2 separate regions of the Mus musculus genome follow, and region 2 is linked to region 1. A link is a contact called in ENCODE Hi-C or POLR2A ChIA-PET data. All regions are on one chromosome and are shown on one strand. Each heading gives the region's core, a stretch centred on a gene start or an enhancer-like site at or near the end of the contact. The rest is flanking DNA. Distances are from core to core; before and after follow the strand shown. Region 1 holds the start of Trmt112 (tRNA methyltransferase 11-2). Region 2 holds the start of Fkbp2 (FK506 binding protein 2).

What was found. A loop is a pair of places that touch in the nucleus more often than their neighbours do. ChIA-PET counts read pairs that join two places held with the same protein, here RNA polymerase II (POLR2A).
Region 2: a map of T-helper 2 cell shows a loop between it and region 1 (2.3-fold over the local background). The contact joins the promoter of Fkbp2 here to the promoter of Trmt112 in region 1. A Hi-C loop is called at or near these places in 1 of 37 maps with a recorded cell type or tissue (T-helper 2 cell). POLR2A ChIA-PET finds 5 or more read pairs at or near these places in 3 of 5 experiments (Patski and embryonic stem cell).

What each region holds. Positions count from the first base shown.
Region 1 is chr19:6,908,387-6,911,729 of GRCm38, forward strand. Trmt112 (tRNA methyltransferase 11-2) reads left to right here and starts at 1,312. Exons shown (of 4, transcript NM_001166370.1): 1 at 1,312-1,876; 2 at 1,977-2,078; 3 at 2,198-2,287; 4 at 2,366-2,642. The coding sequence starts at 1,799. The coding sequence ends at 2,473. Prdx5 (peroxiredoxin 5) reads right to left here and starts at 1,720. Exons shown (of 6, transcript NM_012021.3): 1 at 1,073-1,720. The coding sequence starts at 1,231. Esrra (estrogen related receptor, alpha) reads right to left here. Exons shown (of 7, transcript NM_007953.2): 7 at 2,591-3,343.
Region 2 is chr19:6,978,371-6,981,815 of GRCm38, forward strand. It overlaps Fkbp2 (FK506 binding protein 2), which reads right to left and starts at 2,094. Exons shown (of 6, transcript NM_001166368.2): 1 at 2,024-2,094; 2 at 603-771; 3 at 188-300; 4 at 20-66. The coding sequence starts at 767. LOC114841036 (Uncharacterized protein LOC114841036) reads right to left here and starts at 2,070. Exons shown (of 6, transcript NM_001370419.1): 1 at 944-2,070; 2 at 603-771; 3 at 188-300; 4 at 20-66. The coding sequence starts at 1,880. The coding sequence ends at 1,080.

The DNA.
Region 1 (3,343 bases), core at 62-2,561:
TCAATGCACAGAGGAGGGGTACAGAGGGCTATGTTTGGGGTTGAGAAACCGCCTGGTAACAGGCAGGAAGAAAAATCCTATCCACACACCAGGAGAAACACTTTGGAAAACCAGGTTAGCTATGTAAGCCAAAATGTTCAGGATGTAGGCTCTTGGGGTCGGTGGGAAGTGTCAGCCCACCTGGGGGCTTTCAGAGCCACAAGAGGAAAGGAAGGCTGAGGTGGGTAGGTAAAGGTGCCCACCACCAAGCCTGGTCAACTGAGCTCTAGCCCCACAAGCGACATGGTAGATAGAACTGACTCCTGAGAAAATTGTCCTCTGACCACCACACTCACATGCCTGTTACCAAACACACACACTAAGTACATGTTTAAAAGTTTTTCTTTTTTCTTCTTTTTATAAAGGGCCTTTAATCCTAACATTCGGGACGCAGAGTCAGACAGATCTCTAGGAGTTTGAGGCCAGTCTGGTCTACACACCAAGTTCCTGGCCAGCCAAGACTATATAGTAAGTCAACCTCTGTCTCTGTGTGCCCCCCCCCTTCCTTCCCTCCCTCCATCCCTCCCTTCCTCTCTCCCTCCCTCTCTCTTTCTCTAAAAATTAAGTCCAAAAACAGGAGAGGGGATAGGTTCAAGAATTCCCAGAAAGATCAAACAGAAGGGCGGGATCGGGGTGAGCATACATAGAGTGGAAACAGAAGTGGAAAAGATCAACCCAGGTCCCCAAGGGACCATGGCTCTTTCAAAAGATGAGATGAAATGGAGTTTAGTACAATCACAAAAGTGCTGGGGCTTTGGGGAAAGGGTTGGAAAAGCTGCCAAGCGGCAAAAGAGGCATTTTAAGAATGTGGGAAATGACATAGCATTCGGTCGCTTGAAAATGGTGGGGACTTGTCCCTGGACGTGGCATAGATGTGAGAGGGCAGCTCAAGAAATGTCCCAGGACGGAGAAGCAGAGACAGGGTCTTACAAAAAACATGACAAGAAGAAACGTCAAGGAGGACAGCCCGAGACCCCGCGTGGAACCCAAAGAGACGCGATAGGCTGGACCCAGGAAAGGTAAAACCGGTCACCTTGATCGGGGCCATGGTCACCGCGGAGCTGCTGAAGCTGCGGGCTCCGCCACACTCCCAACCTGCTTCTTTCCGGCCTGCTCTGCCTGCCAAGCACGTCGATGCACGGAGCACAGAACTGGCTTTGCAGCCCAGGACTCGAAGCCCCAGCTGTAGCATACCCGCCCCGCTGCCGCAGCCCACCCGCAGATGGCTCTGCCCACAGGAGGTGGATGCAGGGACAGCTCCGCCCACGCCGCACGTCCCACGTCGCAGCCACAGCGCCGGCTTAGAGGGGCAGGGCCGTGACGCACTACGACGCGGCGGGGCTCTCAGGGCTCGCACACCTTCTTCAATCGCAGAAAGAGGTGCCTGGTTTACCGACGTGACAGTTCGTGACCCATAGCCGCAAACAGAGGTCGGGGATGATCTGGCTGAGCCTCAAATGTGTTCGTTTTACCTGCGCCGTAACGCAGCCGGTTTACACGTGACTTGCATAGTGTGTACTCTCTTCAGCGAGCGGGATTCGGCGTAAGCCTTTGCAGTCTCCCCGAGAAACGCTTCCGGTACCAGGACGTGACCCAACACAGTCCTTCCGATCTCGGCTGCCGCCAAGCCCCCCAAAAGGTCCCCTAAGTCGGCCACTTCCGGTCCGGCGAAGAGTTCAACGGCTTCAAAGCGGAAGTGGTAGAAAGGAGAAGTGTGGACTCCTTCCGGTTCCGGCCTCACGCGCTCCGCTGTGACAACATGAAACTGCTCACCCACAATCTCCTAAGCTCCCATGTGCGGGGCGTGGGCACGCGTGGCTTCCCGCTGCGCCTGCAGGTAACTGCACAAGGGTTCATCGCCCATATAGTTCAGGGTGGAGCCTCCGGGACCCGGACCTACCTCGCTAAACCTTTTTACCGCCCCCCCCCCCCCGCAGGCCACTGAGGTCCGCATCAACCCCGTGGAGTTCAACCCGGAGTTCGTGGCGCGGATGATCCCCAAAGTGGAGTGGGCGGCGCTTGTGCAGGCAGCGGACACCGTAAGGACCCCGCCCCTTCTGTCGCCCCTTGGGGGCGGGCTCAGGCTCTGAGCCTCTTCCCTGCCCGGACGGCCTCGGTGTTCGTGTGCCCACTGACCACGTACGCTTCCTTTCCACAGTTAAACTTGGCCGAGGTACCCAAAGAGCCGACTGAAGGCTATGAGCACGACGAGACATTTTTGAGGAAGATGCACCACGTGTTGCTTGAGGTGAGAATCCTTGGGCATCGCCTGCCCAGACCTCCCACTGAGGCTACCGGTGCTTAGCTTTGTCCTGCTCCCCTGCAGGTTGATGTACTGGAGGGCACCCTGCAATGCCCAGAATCTGGTCGTCTTTTCCCCATCAGCCGCGGGATCCCCAATATGCTGTTGAATGATGAGGAGACTGAGACGTAACCTTGCTAGCCGCCACTTTGGTATTTTGTTGACTGTGTGTTTCTGTTGTACGGTCTGTTAAATAGACGTGTCATGTGTGACCCCCAAACTCCCCCCAGTGACTCACCGACCACCGTGTACTTGAGCTCCATAGTATATTTTTTTTCTCATTAAAGGTTCAAAACCAAAAGCGGTTTCTCTTTGCAGCAAATATACATTAAAATAGAGTCTCTGTACAGCCAAGGGCTCTGGGCCCTGGCTTGCCCCATGGCCCTGCGCCTCCCTGGCCAAACCCAAAAATAAATATAGTGTTATTGCTCTGCAGGGCATAGAGGCAGTGCTGTCCCCCACCCCTTGAGGTGGGAGCTGATAGGGGGCCCTGGCCACCCCTGGGGTCCAGGGGCTGGAGCCTGCTTGGAGTTATTGCTTCAAGGGGGGGCAATAATGCCCAATGCGGATGAGGAGAGGAGCGAAGGGACGGGGCCTTTGCTTTCCAAGCCCCCCTCTGCTCCGGAGAGGAGATCGGATTAAGCAGCAGCAAAAGCATCACCCAGTGGGAGCCGGCGGCCTCCATCCCTTCCCTCCCTGAGATCAGTGTCTGCCTCCTGCACATCCCCTGCAGCCCCCTATGGCTTCCGCGAGGCCCCCAACACTCTTGGGGGGCACGTTATGGCTTGCAAGGGGCAGCACTGTGCCCACACCTGGGCATTCACTTTCCTGGCTTCTGACAATCCCCCACACACACAAAGTGGGGAGGGAAGGGCATGAAGCCTTCTCCCAGGGGCGGATGGCATTGCCCTGGCCCTGCCAGCAGGCTATGGCACTGCCCAGACTCCAGCTTTGCCCCTTTGGGGCTAACACCCTATGCTGGGCAGATCCTGCCAGCCACCC
Region 2 (3,445 bases), core at 844-3,343, 71 kb after region 1:
AACCCCAAGGGCCTCTTACCCAGCTCGGATGGGATCACCAACTTCCGCTTTTCCCCTTCACACATCCTGCAGGATGACACATGCTTAGCACATGAAGCGCCCAGACCCCTGTCCCACAGCTGGGCCTTCCTCCCACAGCTCGCTTGCTGGATCACTCACTACAACATGTACCCCAGACCAGACTTACCCCAGCAGCCCCTGGTCCCAGCCCTTGATAACCTGGCCAGTGCCAAGGGAGAAAACAAAGGGCTGGTTCTGTGGTAGGCTGCTGTCAAACTCCGTCCCATCTTCTAGCTTTCCCTGTGAGACCATGGGAAAACTAGTAAGGAGAGGTGACAAGTCCACAACCCTTCCACCCAGCTAGTCTCCCCACCACAGCCCCAGGGCCAATGCCTTGGGTAGCTCATGTGTGTTAATTTGGATGCTGATATCTAGCTGAGTAAACTGAAAAGCAAGATAGAATCGTGGGAAGGAGCTTAGAGGTCAAAGGGGGATAGATGTGTTTGAGGTTATCTACCTAGCTGAGAAAAAACAGATGCCAAAGTCCTTTCAGGTCCTGAAACCTGCCAAAGCCCCAGAGGCTGCTCCACTCTGACACTTACCGTGTAGTGCATGTGTAAGACATCTCCCTTTCTAGACTTGATAGGACAGTGGTCCACACGTTTCTTCACTCCAATCTGCAGCTTCCGTTTGCCTTCGGCCCCCGTGGCTGCTGCCAGGGCACTCAGGCAAATGGACAGTATTGTCAGGATCCAGCTCAGCCTCATGTCTCTGTAGGCAAAGGCCACCCCACCCCCAACCAAAAAACTGGGGGGTGGAGTCATGGGACGTCTTCAGTCTGTATCAGGAGGACGCCAACTCCCCATTATATCTTGCCTGTTTCTGGGGAATCCCACAGTCCTGGGTCACCACCCCCTCCCCTGGGCTCTGTAGCCACACTTACCAGTCCAGTGAGAAGGGGGCTTGACCGAGGACCCCAGCAGCGAGGGGAGGGGGTCAGGGGAGGCCACAGCAGCCAGTGCCCCCTCCCTTTGCTCACTACCTGACCTTCTCTCCCTCCCAGTCCCCATCTCCGTTCTTCAGTTCCCGCTAGCCCCTTTACGCAAAGTCCAAACCCTATCTGATTGCACCGGATTTGTCCCGACTGGACGACCCCACTCCCGCCACACCCAGCTGCCCCCTGTCCAGCACACCCACACATCTGCGGCTGCTGCAGGTGTTCGGCCCCGAGGCACCCACACATCTCCACTAGGTGGCTCTGAGGAGCCCCGGTCCTCCGGGGGCACCCCCCAGTCCGGCCCCGTGCCTCCTCCACCAGGGGCACCTCCCCAACTCTGAGCTCTTGGGGGCCTCCGGGGAACCCAAACTGGCTCAGAGTCAGCAGGGCGCCGAGCTCGCTCCACCCACACCACCTCTCCAGGGGGAGTTCTCGGTCTACCGCGACCCCAGGCGCGGCCACCACGGAGACCGCCCCCGCGTGGACGCCCCCGGCCATAGCTCAAGCTTAGCTCTGCGCAAGGCTCCTTGGCCCCACCCTTTACGGCGTGAAGCTCCGCCCCCTGACCTGCAGCTCCACCCTCCGCAATGTTAGACCTAGTCTCCAGCAGAGGGGCCACGCCACTCACTGACTGAAGTCCCACCTCCAACGACTGGGATCTCACGCCCTCTGTCTCCGAGCCAAAGGCTCCACTTTCCACCTGCTCCAGCTCCTCCTCTAAACCCCAAGCCCCGCCCCCCACGCCTCCTACTCCAGCTATGGGCCACTGGGTTCCGCCCTCAACTCGCACTGGCTCCGTTGTCCCTCCCACCGCTGTTCCGCGCCCCGCCCCGAGCCCCAGGGCTCCGCCCCGTACGGCGTGAGAGCCCGCCCCCTGCGGCATTGCCAGAGGCCGGACCCCAGCCCCAATTCCTTCGTTTGCTGCCCCTGGCTGGCACGCGGACTCCGGCCCGCTTCAGGCCGGCCTGCCCCAGGTTGCCCTCCTGCACCCGGATCCCCCAGCCTGGGCTGTGGCCCCCCGCTCACCTCCTCGCCGCGCCCCCGGAGCCAATCCCGCTCGTGCTGTCACTTCTGCGCAGGCGCGTCTTCGTCGCTACAGGGCGGGACACGCTGCCCGCCCTCATTGGACCGTCCAAAACCCGCTGCTGCATCTATGGGCGGGGCTTCTCATTTGGCCCTGCCTCCTGAGTGACTGCGTGACAACGTCACTTCCGGGGTTCAGATTCCGGGTCTAGTTTGGCAAAAGTTGTGTCCGAGAGACAGAAGGCAGTTCCAGCCAAGGTGACATGGTCAAGCAAGTATGACTGCACGCGCCTGGAGGGGTTCTAGCAGGCACCGTGCTGACTTCCTGACCGGCACGCCTTTGGGTAGTTGTTGTGGGAAGAGGCTAGGGGTTCGGAGCGACAACCCGGATTTGAATCTTAGTTCTTTCATTTCTTGGCTGGCTGCGTGACCTTGACTAAGTTCGTTCTTTTGGTGGTGCGCTCTATGACACCCATACCACATGGCCCTGAGCTATGCGGACCCCTTTCATCTTGTGGTCTACAGTGTCAAGTCTCATCTGTGGGTGAACAAACGTCTCCTGGGCCAGGTCTATCATTCACTGCCCAGGAGACACATTCTCTAACCTAAAGATCCTGAAATTTAGAGGAAGCCAAACCTGAGTTAGGCTATGGAGTCTAGTGATTTCATACCCGTCTTAGGCCGTTTGCCCTGCTAAGACCATTTATTCAGATACCAATGGAAGATAATCATGATGTTGACCCCAAGAGAAGCATACTGCATATCTGATGAAGCTTAGTGGGTTCTGAATGTTTAGCTCTCAAATCCTAACCTTCACTGAGCCAGAGCATGATCACCAATATCACTGCTGAGAAAGTTATTTAAACATGATAAAAAATGGTGTGCTGTCCCATGACTGTAATGTCAACACTCTAGAGGTAGATATAGAGGGATCAGAAATTCAAGGACATTCCAGCTACATGAAGAATTCTGAGTCAGCCTAGGATACAGGAGACATTTTCTTAAAAGAGAAAGTTCAAAAGCAGCATCAGGGCTGAAGATGCAGTAAATCAGTAATATTTGCCAAACATGTATGAAGCCAGGAAGTTTAAGGTCATGCAGGCTATGTGAGACTCTCATGGATGGGTAAGTAATTATGTGATGATCATCATCTTGAGGAATTCTTTAGTTTACCCTACTCCTGCTTTGATACCACCAAGATCATGACCTCAGTGTCAGTCCCTTCATTAGGGCGGCTACTTTCAGTTACTTCTGTCCCTGAATGTTCTGTAGCAGGCCAAAGCCTTGGTGCTTCGCTAGCCTTCCCACACTACCCAGGACAGTGGAGAAGGGTAGACACTGAGCCTGGACCAAGTAGGTTAGGAATCTCAAACAGCAGCTGATGAATCCTGGGATGCCAGGGATTGTAGGTGGAGAAGACTCTGG